Linked DNA regions of Mus musculus: region 1 is linked to region 2. Evidence: chromatin loops called from intact Hi-C (ENCODE). Cell type or tissue: left cerebral cortex. All regions are shown on one strand. Region 1 overlaps Mapkap1 (mitogen-activated protein kinase associated protein 1). Region 2 overlaps C230014O12Rik (RIKEN cDNA C230014O12 gene).

Region 1 (5,000 bases), 490 kb after region 2:
TCTGCCCTGCTTATAAAACCCTAGAGCTACAGCAGCCCCAAGACTGCAGCATAGCAGCCCCATTAAACTCAGAGAGAGACCTGCCCAGAATGAGCTGCCCTGTTGCTACTCTGTACATCGTTAAGCTGGTTCCCATCTGACCTTACTATAGTCATCTCATCTTTAGATTCTGTGTGCTTGCTATAGGATCTATATACATCACTGAATCTAATCCTGAATTAGGACATTAGGACCTTGTTATGGATGTAGAAATGGAAAATAGGACTATTGATGCTTATTCTGAACTCATGTAGCCCAAGAGCCATGGAGCTGATAATTTAACTTGGGTCTCCCATGCCATTTTTGCCTCTAAAGAGCATCTATTTCTGCACACACTTTGTGATAGACAGATTGCTGTAAAAATCTAGGAGTTCCCACACTCAGACAGGAACTTTTTTCTTACCAACATTGCAAACACATGTAATGTAAAGTGACAATGTAAAGTTATCAATCCACTTAGCAGATTTATGTTTCCATTAATTTTCATCTGTCCCTATTACCTGTTTTATACAATAAATACTTCCCAGCCTTGACAGAAACACTGAGTGTAGATTCCCTGAATTAGGCTCTCTCGGTACACAGAGTTGCAGCTAAAGATTGTGAATTAACTGGGAAAATTGCAAATCAGGTAGTCAGTGCAATAATTCATTGTCACATCCAATCAATAAACTTTGTAAATCAACTCATTTAATTCAAAAAATGATCTATATAGATCAAGCAACCAATTAAACAATTAGCATACACTTTGGAATTAATTAATTAAAGCATCAATCACATAATTAAAATTCCAAATTTGAGCTGCAGAATTTAGAGTTCTCCTGCCTTTTGAACTATTAGATTATACTTCTGAAGCTGCCTGCCTTCATGCTAGCAGGCTTGTGATTTCCCAGCCCTCTCTGGAGCACACCAGTGGTTTCAGCATTCATTTATTTACACAGTCACAGGTCTTGTGTATCCCAGGCCTGCTAGCTATGTAGCCAAGGATAACCTTGAACTTGTCATCCTTCTACCTCTACCTTCTAAGTGCTGGGATTAAAATCCTCCACATCTGATTTATGCAGTGCTGAGGATTAGACACAGGACTTTATACATACTCGATGAGCACTCTACCAACTATAGCTAGCCCTAATTTTAACTTGTAAATTGTGTTAGTGTCCTATCAGTATGTATAAATTGCCTTTTTATTGTCCCTCAAGGGGAAAGGTGTTTGTTGATTCTAAAAGGTCAAGACTTCTGGCTGGACATGATAGAGAAACAGAACGTGTCCAGAAGTGGTCCAAGGACCAGGTATGAGCACCAGGGTAAATCATGCCATTTGCTTTTATTCAGCTAAGGTTCTATGGTGTTTGGAATCAGATCTTACCCAAAGAAGCAGCTACTTTTTAAGGAAGGAAGTCTGCGGCTAGTCTTAGTTACCAGGCTTCCCTGGGTGTGCATCAGGGCCTCTCCAGCAGTCCTTTCCCTTTGTTTGCCAGTGTATTCTGTAGTGCTGTACTGGAGTGCTTACTCCCCCTCTGTATTATGAGCTTCCTTTGAGCCAACATTAAATCTCACTTTTCATCTCAAGGACTTAGTTCTAGGTCTTATCTCTAATAAGTGTCCAGTGAATGTTAGAGAAATGACACGTGTGAAAAAGATACTTTTGTCTTTTTAACAAGTGTTAGGGATGCTCAGCATATCCTGGACTGAGGGTAGAGAACAGCAGGGTTGATGTGCTGGCTGGGCCATACTGTCTGGTTACATGTCCCTTCCTGCAGCACTCACTTGCCTTTATGGTTTTGTTTTCAGTGACAATGTCAGTGCCTACTGCCTGCATATTGCTGAGGATGATGGGGAGGTCGACACGGATTTTCCGCCACTGGATTCCAATGAGCCCATTCATAAGTTTGGCTTCAGTACTTTGGCCCTGGTTGAAAAATACTCCTCTCCTGGTCTGACCTCCAAAGAGTCGCTCTTTGTTCGAATGTGAGTACTTCCTTGGTGTGTCACCTGACCTTCTAGCCTTGTTTATCAGGGGAATTATGTGTGTTACCTGGAACATCTGCTCACCTGGTTACTTGCAGAACAATTTGGGAACATGTGCATTGCTGTTTTGTGCTTCTGTACCTAGGACATGTGCAGGACATGTGCAGCCTGTGATAGATCTGGGAACAGCATGTCTACAGATGTCACCTCTGTGAGCAGTGGTGACTAGGAGCCTGGGAAGGAGTATCTGGGTTTGCCCCTTTCTAATCAAGGACACCAGCCTAAATGAAAATGCATATTGTGGCCATTTTTCTATTGTGACTTAAAATACTTTTCTCTCCAACTGGTTCAGACTCTCTTTGTTTTTCCTCTGTTGCCTTCCATTAGACTCTGCCTGCTCTGTGCTTCTGTCAATCTGGGAAAGCCTTAAAACATCATTCTCAGAAAAGTATGTGTACGTACATAAAATAAAATTCATTGGAATATAAAAAGACTCTCTTATATTGAAAATCAACAGATCATTAAATAACTCTATATGTAATGTTATATCTACCTTTATTAATAGATTGCCTAACAAGACCCAAGAGGGGTTCCAACCATCGCTCTTAAAGCCTGTTGATTCAGAGCAGCAATGAGTCTAAGTATTGCTGCCTCAGGAGTCTGCACTATTTGTAGCAGACAGTGGTGTTGCTAAGATGTCTGCGCATCATCTGCAGCAGCAGCTCATTCAGCTCTGAATTGTTGCTTCCACTTTCCATTGAGGAATGCTAAGGCCTGCAGGTGGGACCCGTGCAGCTGCGGGTGAGCCTAACCTAAGTGAGGCTAACCTACACCTCTAATCTCCCTCTCCTGGCTATCTCCTGGGATTAATAGTGATCCCTTTGGCACCCCCTGCTGTTTGAAACCAGCAAACTCTCGTAGTCCTCATGAGAGATTGCGCTGAAGGAGCTCCTCCTGTCCCTTTCAGACAGACTCCTTTGTCTGAGACTTAGGAAGATTGGATTGTGCAGCATGCGATGTGTGAGAATTCTAGGTCTTTCTCCCCTTGAGCAGGAATAGACTCAGGTGCCAGGGGTGAGCTGGGAGCAGCCTCTCCAGCCTCACCAGTGGCTGCCTCATGTCTGCTCTCAAGTCAGATTTGATCTACAAAAGAGCATTATTTTCCCTCCCATTTTCATTTCTGAGGTGCAAAAACAACAGCTTTACAGAACACCTAGAATAATTTTAAATTACATAGTTTTTAAAATAATTTAAAAGTTATGAAGTGATTCTGCCTTCCTAATAAAACTGAGATAACCCTCACATGGACCCATGCATACATACACAGGTGAAACCAGAGGCCAGTACCTTTTTCAGTTGCTTTTCCACCTTAGGCTTAGACAATATCTCAAAAAACCTGGCCCTTAAAATTTTTTGTCTAGGTAGGCTGGCCAGAGAGCTCTCAGGATCTGCCTGTGTTGGTCCATGTCCTCACCCCCACCCCAGATGTGCACCACTGTGTCCAGCGGCAGGCATTTCACACATGGAACAGCTCCTCAGGCTGTCTGATTCCTGTAACCATTTCCAAGGATATAGCAATTACAATTTCATTTGTGTGTTACATTATATTTGCCTAACACTGTAATAGTGTTACGTGTTTCAATACTCTTAATTCCTGTAATCTATAGTTACTTTGTGCCAGAAATCTAGATGGAGACATCTTCTAGGCAGAGAAAAATCTTATTTTCTCATGAAGATCACTACCTAATAAGAACACAGTTGTTAAAAAAACGAAAAACAACAAGACCAAAACCATAAATGTGTTAAGCACCTAAGCATGAACACATGAGGTGCACAGAGTACTGGGCTATCTGCTGGGTTTGGATTTTCTTAAGTAACGACAGTCTTCTGGATTCCTGTGTCCTGTTGAAGTACTTCTTAGGGTCATTGCCTTTAAGTAAGCAGGGTTGTTAGTCAGTGCGTACAAATTAATATTTGTGCTGAGACCTGAACTCAGGACAATATGTGAGGTGAGTGTTCCACTACTGACTTATTCCTCAGCCCAAATTCTGACTTCATTTTCAAGCAGCCTTCTGAAAGATGTACCAACTTAGAAGAAAAGCATCAAGAAACTGCCTTTTTTCTCAGGTGTCTGATGAAATAGTGCAGACTATTTACTCTGTGTGTGTATTGGGCTGAGTGGCCTCCCACCTGCCTATCTGGTCCACATTCTAAGCCTGGGAGACCTTTAGTTAGGAGTCTTCAGAGACATGTCTTGTTTGTGTCAGCAAAGGGAGAAGAGCTTAGCTCCTCCTTTTTGTTTCCTTCCTTTCTTCCTCCCACCTCTGTCTCCTCTAGCAGGAAAAACCCTGAGCTGAAGGTGTTAGGAAAATAGGCTTGACAGTAAGTAGTAAACTAAGGAGCCAACTGTGAAAACTGCCTTTTTTTTTTTTCTTTGAGACAGGGTTTCTCTGTGTAGCCCTGGCTGTCCTGGAACTCACTCTGTAGACCAGGCTGGCCTCGAACTCAGAAATTCGACTGCCTCTGCCTCCCGAGTGCTGGGATTAAAGGCGTGCCCCTGTTTTTATTATGATCAATGTGGAGCTGTGAGAACCAAGGCTGCACAACACTGTTCCCAAGCCTACACGTGACTCTATGTCATATGAAGGGTGATGGTCAGGGAGGGCTACTGGTGTGGTCTTACCTGTCAGGGAGATCCCATTCTTTGAGGGCTGACCTTCAAGCCACTACTCAATTCAGGAAAGGTCATCAAGGCCTTGGAGCCAGTCTGCTCCCAGCCTGACCTTGTCCTTACTGATGTGTTTGATCCTGGTGGATTCCATAAGTTTTTCTGGCTTAGTTACATGGTGATAAATGCTATCAACCTTGCAGGTCAGTAGTAGGTATTAGATAGAAAGCTTGGAACTATGTCTGGTGTGGGTAAGCGTTACCTTTTGTGCTAGCTGCTGTTCCTGTTGTGATTTATTAAAACAGCCCTTAGAGAGGGAGAGCTGGAT
Region 2 (5,000 bases):
CCACAGGCCTGTGCCACCACACCTGGCTTCCACATGGGTTTCACTGGTCCATCACATCCGATCATATCCAGGCAACAACTCGCTTAATAGATCTAGTTGCTAATATGCATCCAATTGTCTAACTTTATTTTTTCAAATGGTTAACCAACTATTCTAGCACTATTTATTAAATAATTTATGTTTCCCCTACTGATTTGAAATGCCACTTTCATTATATAATAAATAGCTATGCACACCTCAGTTATTTTCCTGCGTCGGCTCATTTGTTTAATTATGCCGATTTTACTGTTTTGTCTTATTATATAAATCTGCAAGGTGTTTTGGCTTATTCATTCACTTATTAACTCACTGGAAGTGTTGTGAGCGTGTGTATGTATGTGTGTGCTAGTATGTATGTATGTGTATATGTGTGAGTGTGTGTATATGTGTGTATGTGTGTTATGTGTGTATATGTTTGTGAGTGTGTGTATGTGTGTATATGTATATATATATATATATATGTGTGTGTGTGTGTGAGTGCATGTATGTATATATGTGTATGTGAGTGTGCATGTGTGTTACTGTGTGTATGTATATGTGCATATGTGAGTGTGTATGTGTGCATGTGTGTTAGTGTATATACATGTGTGTGAGTATCTGTGAATGTATGTGTATGTGAGTGTGTATGTGTGTGCATGTGTTAGTGTATGCACGTGTGTGTGAGTGTGTGTATGTGAGTGTGTATGTGTGTGCTTGTGTTACTGTGTGCATGAGTGTGTGTACATGTGTGTGGGTGTGCATATATATGTGTGTGCATGTGTTAGTGTGAGTGTGTATATATGTGTGTGAGTATGTGTATGTGTGTGTGAGTGTGTGTATATGTGTGTAAATGTGTGTATGTGTGTGTGAGTGTGTGTAGTTGTGTTTCTGAGGCATGTGTAGCCCTGTGTGTGTTTGCTTACTTTTGTTTTCCTTTTGAGGCAGGGTCTCACGCAGCTCAAGCTGGCCCTGAACTCCATATGTAGCTAAGGATGACCTTGAACCTTGATTCACCTGCCTCCACCTCCCAAGTGCTGGAGTGACCGGTGTGCCCCACAAGGCCCAGCTTTTGTGGTGCTGGGCTTGGTGCACGTGCCCAAGTGTTCTCCTAGGCTCACTCACTCAGTCTGTGGATGGGAGCTATTTTAGAACAGCGTGGACAGTGGGCAACGGAACACCTCGACACCTGCATTTAAATGTCTGACCTCAGAAGCTCCTCCTGCCCTGATCAATTTCATTTATTAAGATGTTCTTAGCCGTTCTTGTCTATTTATAACTCCCAATGAACTGATGTTGCAAGAAAATACATTTGGGATTTCATTGGAACTGAATTAAATGTATGGATTAATCTTAATGGAATTGACAATTTTTAATCTTCTTTTCCACCGGCCCAGCCGGCTGTGCTTTTATGCAGTCAATTCTCATTTTCATGTGAAGTTTTAGCCTCACACATTTATGACTGAGCTTGTTGTTGGATATTTTCTGTCTTTGTGGCTATTGTGAATGTCATCTTTTCCCATCATACATTCCGGGTGATTAATGTAAGTACACAGCAAAGCCATTGATTTTTTTGAATATTTCTTTCAAGTCAGCATTTACTGAATTCCTGATTAATTGTAATAGTTCCTGCTTGTTCTTTCAAATTTCCTAGGTAAATAATCACATAATGTGATTGCCCCCTTTACTTTCTTTTGATCTTATCATATACATACATACATACATACATACATATATATGGTAATAGAATATATGTTACATACATATATATGATAATAGAATATATGTATATATTTCTTTCTGCATTAGTCAAGGCAAGCTTTCTGAGACATGAGGAGCAGTACTGAGCAACCAGTTTTCCCAGGGGAAGCAGCCCTGATAAGGGGCTCTGGGCAATTTCTGTGGTGTAAATTCTCCCATCACAGCAGGCCTTCAGTTGCTGATGGGATGTCACTAGATGTGGAATTTATAAAGAGACACGTGGCCTCAATGTGAGGTGGTCTTCAGGGAAGAACACAAAAACAAAATAACAAAAAGAAAAGTTGGAAAACACATGTGTGCACGCGCACACACACACACACACACACACACACACACACACACAGAGGACCAGTTGCAATGAGCATTACCTCTTCCACAGTAGCTCTAAGAGCGCCTGTGACACACTCCACTCTACTTGTTCAATGGGGAAGGGTGGAATAGTGGCCATTACAAAAGGATGGCAAGATCACCTGGTGCAGCTGCATTCCTCTGAGTCCTGCCTCCCTGACACTCTTCTCTCGGGCAATACAGTCAGATTTGAACTGGATTCCCAGAGTTCCGGTGTTGTTCATCTGTTCCCCAGCTGGTGGCGCTATTGATAGGTGGATGAACCCTTTAGGAGGTGGAGTCTATTTGGAGGAAGTAGGTCATTAAGGGTGAGTCTTTGAAGATGATATTGTGACCTTGCAACCCACCCTCCACCCCCCACCCCCCATCCCCTCAGCGCTTGCTGGCCCCCATGAAGTGAGCAGCCTCCTCTATCATAGAGACTTGGCACGATATCCTGCTCCACCTCAGACTAAAGCAATGGACGCCAGCCAGCCACGGGCTGAACTGTGTCCAAATTAAACTTTGCATCTTTTCAATTGTTTTCCTTGGGGTATGTGTCCAGGAGGTGAAGAGGTCACAAACACTCGGACAGCTTCTGTGCTCCTCAACCCCTCCCTCTCTTTTCCCGGGACTGCTGAAGTCACAGCTCCTCCAATTGGGCTTCATCCTGCCTCCTTTTGGAGGGTAAGAGGTAGTAGAACTTTCTCCTGGCCCACCCAACCATACCAAGTCCAAACTGGAGCCCCTGTCCTGTCCTGGTGGCTCTCATCAACACGCTCTTTGCCTACAGATCGAGCAAATAGCGGTTCATGAGGTTCAGGTATCCGTTTCTCCCTACTGTACCCCAGGGCCAGAATTCCCAGGGGAATGGCCTCCCTGATGGCCCTGTTCTCTCAGTAAATACCTTTGCCCACTGCTTAGAAGATCTAGTGTCTTCTACCCCTTCATCAACTGTGCCTTTCATGGTCACCAACAGTGTTGCTCAGACACGTGACCCTGTTCTTCTGAGTCCCAGAAGCGTTGACTCCACCCTCCTCTTGAGACACTCCAGTGTAGTGACTTTCCTTCACCATCTCTGCGACTCCATTTCTGCCTTCCGTCTCCACCCTCTCAGCGTCCTTCAAGATGCCCCTCCCCTACTTTCCCAGTGACCCACCCCTCTTCCTGGCCAGCTAACCACGCATGGCACGTGTTCAGCTCACCGTCGTACTCTCTCCTTTAACCATGTTAGCTAACCTTAAGTATGTCCGAAGCTCCTTTTTCTAATCTGTGAAGTAGGGTAACTGCTAGCTGCATGCTAACACTAACCTGGGGGTACATGCCCCCTGGGTAGGGCACAAAGGGGGCACCCGATGAACCTGACCCCTGGTGGTAGGTTTTATTATCATCCTTCTTGGTCATCTGGAGGGAGAAGGCTACACGAAGGAGGTAAAGCCATCACACGCCACACAGTCTGTGGGACCTGTTGAAGCCCTCCCCACAATGTGGAAGGGGAGATTTCTGAGCTCAGACAGGGACTGTGGGGAGGAGTCAGGGATTCGGGGGGAGGAGTCTACTCTCCAGCAATGCGCAAACTCTGTGCTCTTCTTGTTCCTCTGTCACCAGGGCCTATATTAAGATCATCAAATGTCAGCACAGACGCTTTAACTGCTAATGTGAGTGTGAAAGACAGGTGGATTGCAGGTGTGCTGGTGGGAAGAGAGAAGTCAGGAGGTAGAAAAAGCAAGGAGGGGGCAGAGGGTGAAGGTAGAGAAGCCGGCTTCAGTTCCGTGGGAGCCACAAGATGTGTGTTGCGCGGCAGACAACAGACCTGTAGAGACAGGATCAGTCTGTGGGCTGCTGGCTCCAGGGGCAGCCTGGATAGGCTGGGCTGTGGGTACAGCTCTGGCTCTATGAGACTGCAGGGAGTCTGGGCTTCACACCCCTGCAGCGACTCTCACTTAATGAGTGAAAGGCAGTAGGGTAAAGAGCCCCCCTCTGGAAAACAGACTGTCTGCAAAGGCGGCTGTCAAAGCGAGGCCCCGTTGCTAAGGGAACCGCCTGGGAAGTCAAGAGATGAAGTCACCCCACCTCTCCAGCAAGCTTGAGGTTCAGAAGGGGCCTGGCATTCCAATCCATGTCTGCACTGGTGCCTCTCTGGCCAGGCTTCCGAACCTAGGCGGGGCTGAGATCTTGCCTTCCATGACTGCCCACGCCTGGCTAGTCATTAGTCCAATGGTTGACCAAAGAAACTTGGCTAAGCACTAAGAGGCACAGAGGCTCAGGAGAGCCTGCAGGAGGTCAGTCTGGTACCAAAGGGGCCACAGCACCCCAGGGACTCAGGACTTTAATTAAATCCAGAGGGAAGCAGCTCTAAGCTGACGTGAGGATGGAACCCTTAGGATAGGCAAGAAAACTACTGTCTTAGATGCTTTACTACCATGACCAAGCCAACTTGGGGAGGAAAGGGTTTACTTAGGGTCTGCCTCCACATCATACATCACTGATGGGAGTCAAGACAGGAACTCAAACAGGGCTGGAACCTGGAGACAGGAGCTAATTGCAGAGACCATGGGCAGACGATGCTTACTGGCTTGCTTAGCCCGTTTTCTTCTAGAACCCAGGATCACCAGCCCAGGAATGGCACCACCCACAATGAGCTGGGCCTTCCCCACCGCACCCCATCCCCCATCAATCACTAATTAAGAAGGGTTTATTTAGCTTATGCTCCACATTACTGACTACAGGTTTGCCTACATCCTAACCTCATGGAGGCATTTTCTCAATTGAGGCTCCTTCCTTTCCAATGTCTCTAGCTTGTGCCAAAGTAACGAACCAGCTGGTTTAATAAAACTAGCCAGAACAAGCACTAAAGTTTGAACACAGCCAGCCTCAGTGGGGGAGCCTTGAAACTT

What was found. Hi-C counts contacts between places; a loop is a spot of excess contacts. Peaks named below come from ENCODE experiments on the same cell type or tissue, not always from the same donor. Only the 100,000 strongest peaks of a DNase experiment are listed, where the experiment ranks them.
Region 1: a loop joins it to region 2, with 4 times the contacts of the local background. A loop is called at or near these places in 4 of 42 quality-filtered maps.

What each region holds. Positions count from the first base shown.
Region 1 is chr2:34,516,846-34,521,845 of GRCm38, forward strand. Mapkap1 (mitogen-activated protein kinase associated protein 1) reads left to right here. Exons shown (of 12, transcript NM_177345.4): 6 at 1,828-2,004. Among named protein-coding and RNA genes, the nearest start is that of Gm34178, 56 kb to the right of the region's middle. In left cerebral cortex, a CTCF peak has its summit at 2,892 (motif pointing left); a DNase peak (open chromatin) is centred at 2,899.
Region 2 is chr2:34,023,553-34,028,552 of GRCm38, forward strand. It overlaps C230014O12Rik (RIKEN cDNA C230014O12 gene), which reads right to left. Exons shown (of 4, transcript NR_130173.1): 3 at 2,247-2,405. Among named protein-coding and RNA genes, the nearest start is that of Gm39793, 64 kb to the left of the region's middle. In left cerebral cortex, CTCF peaks have their summits at 2,349 (motif pointing right) and 3,465 (motif pointing left); DNase peaks (open chromatin) are centred at 2,353 and 3,996.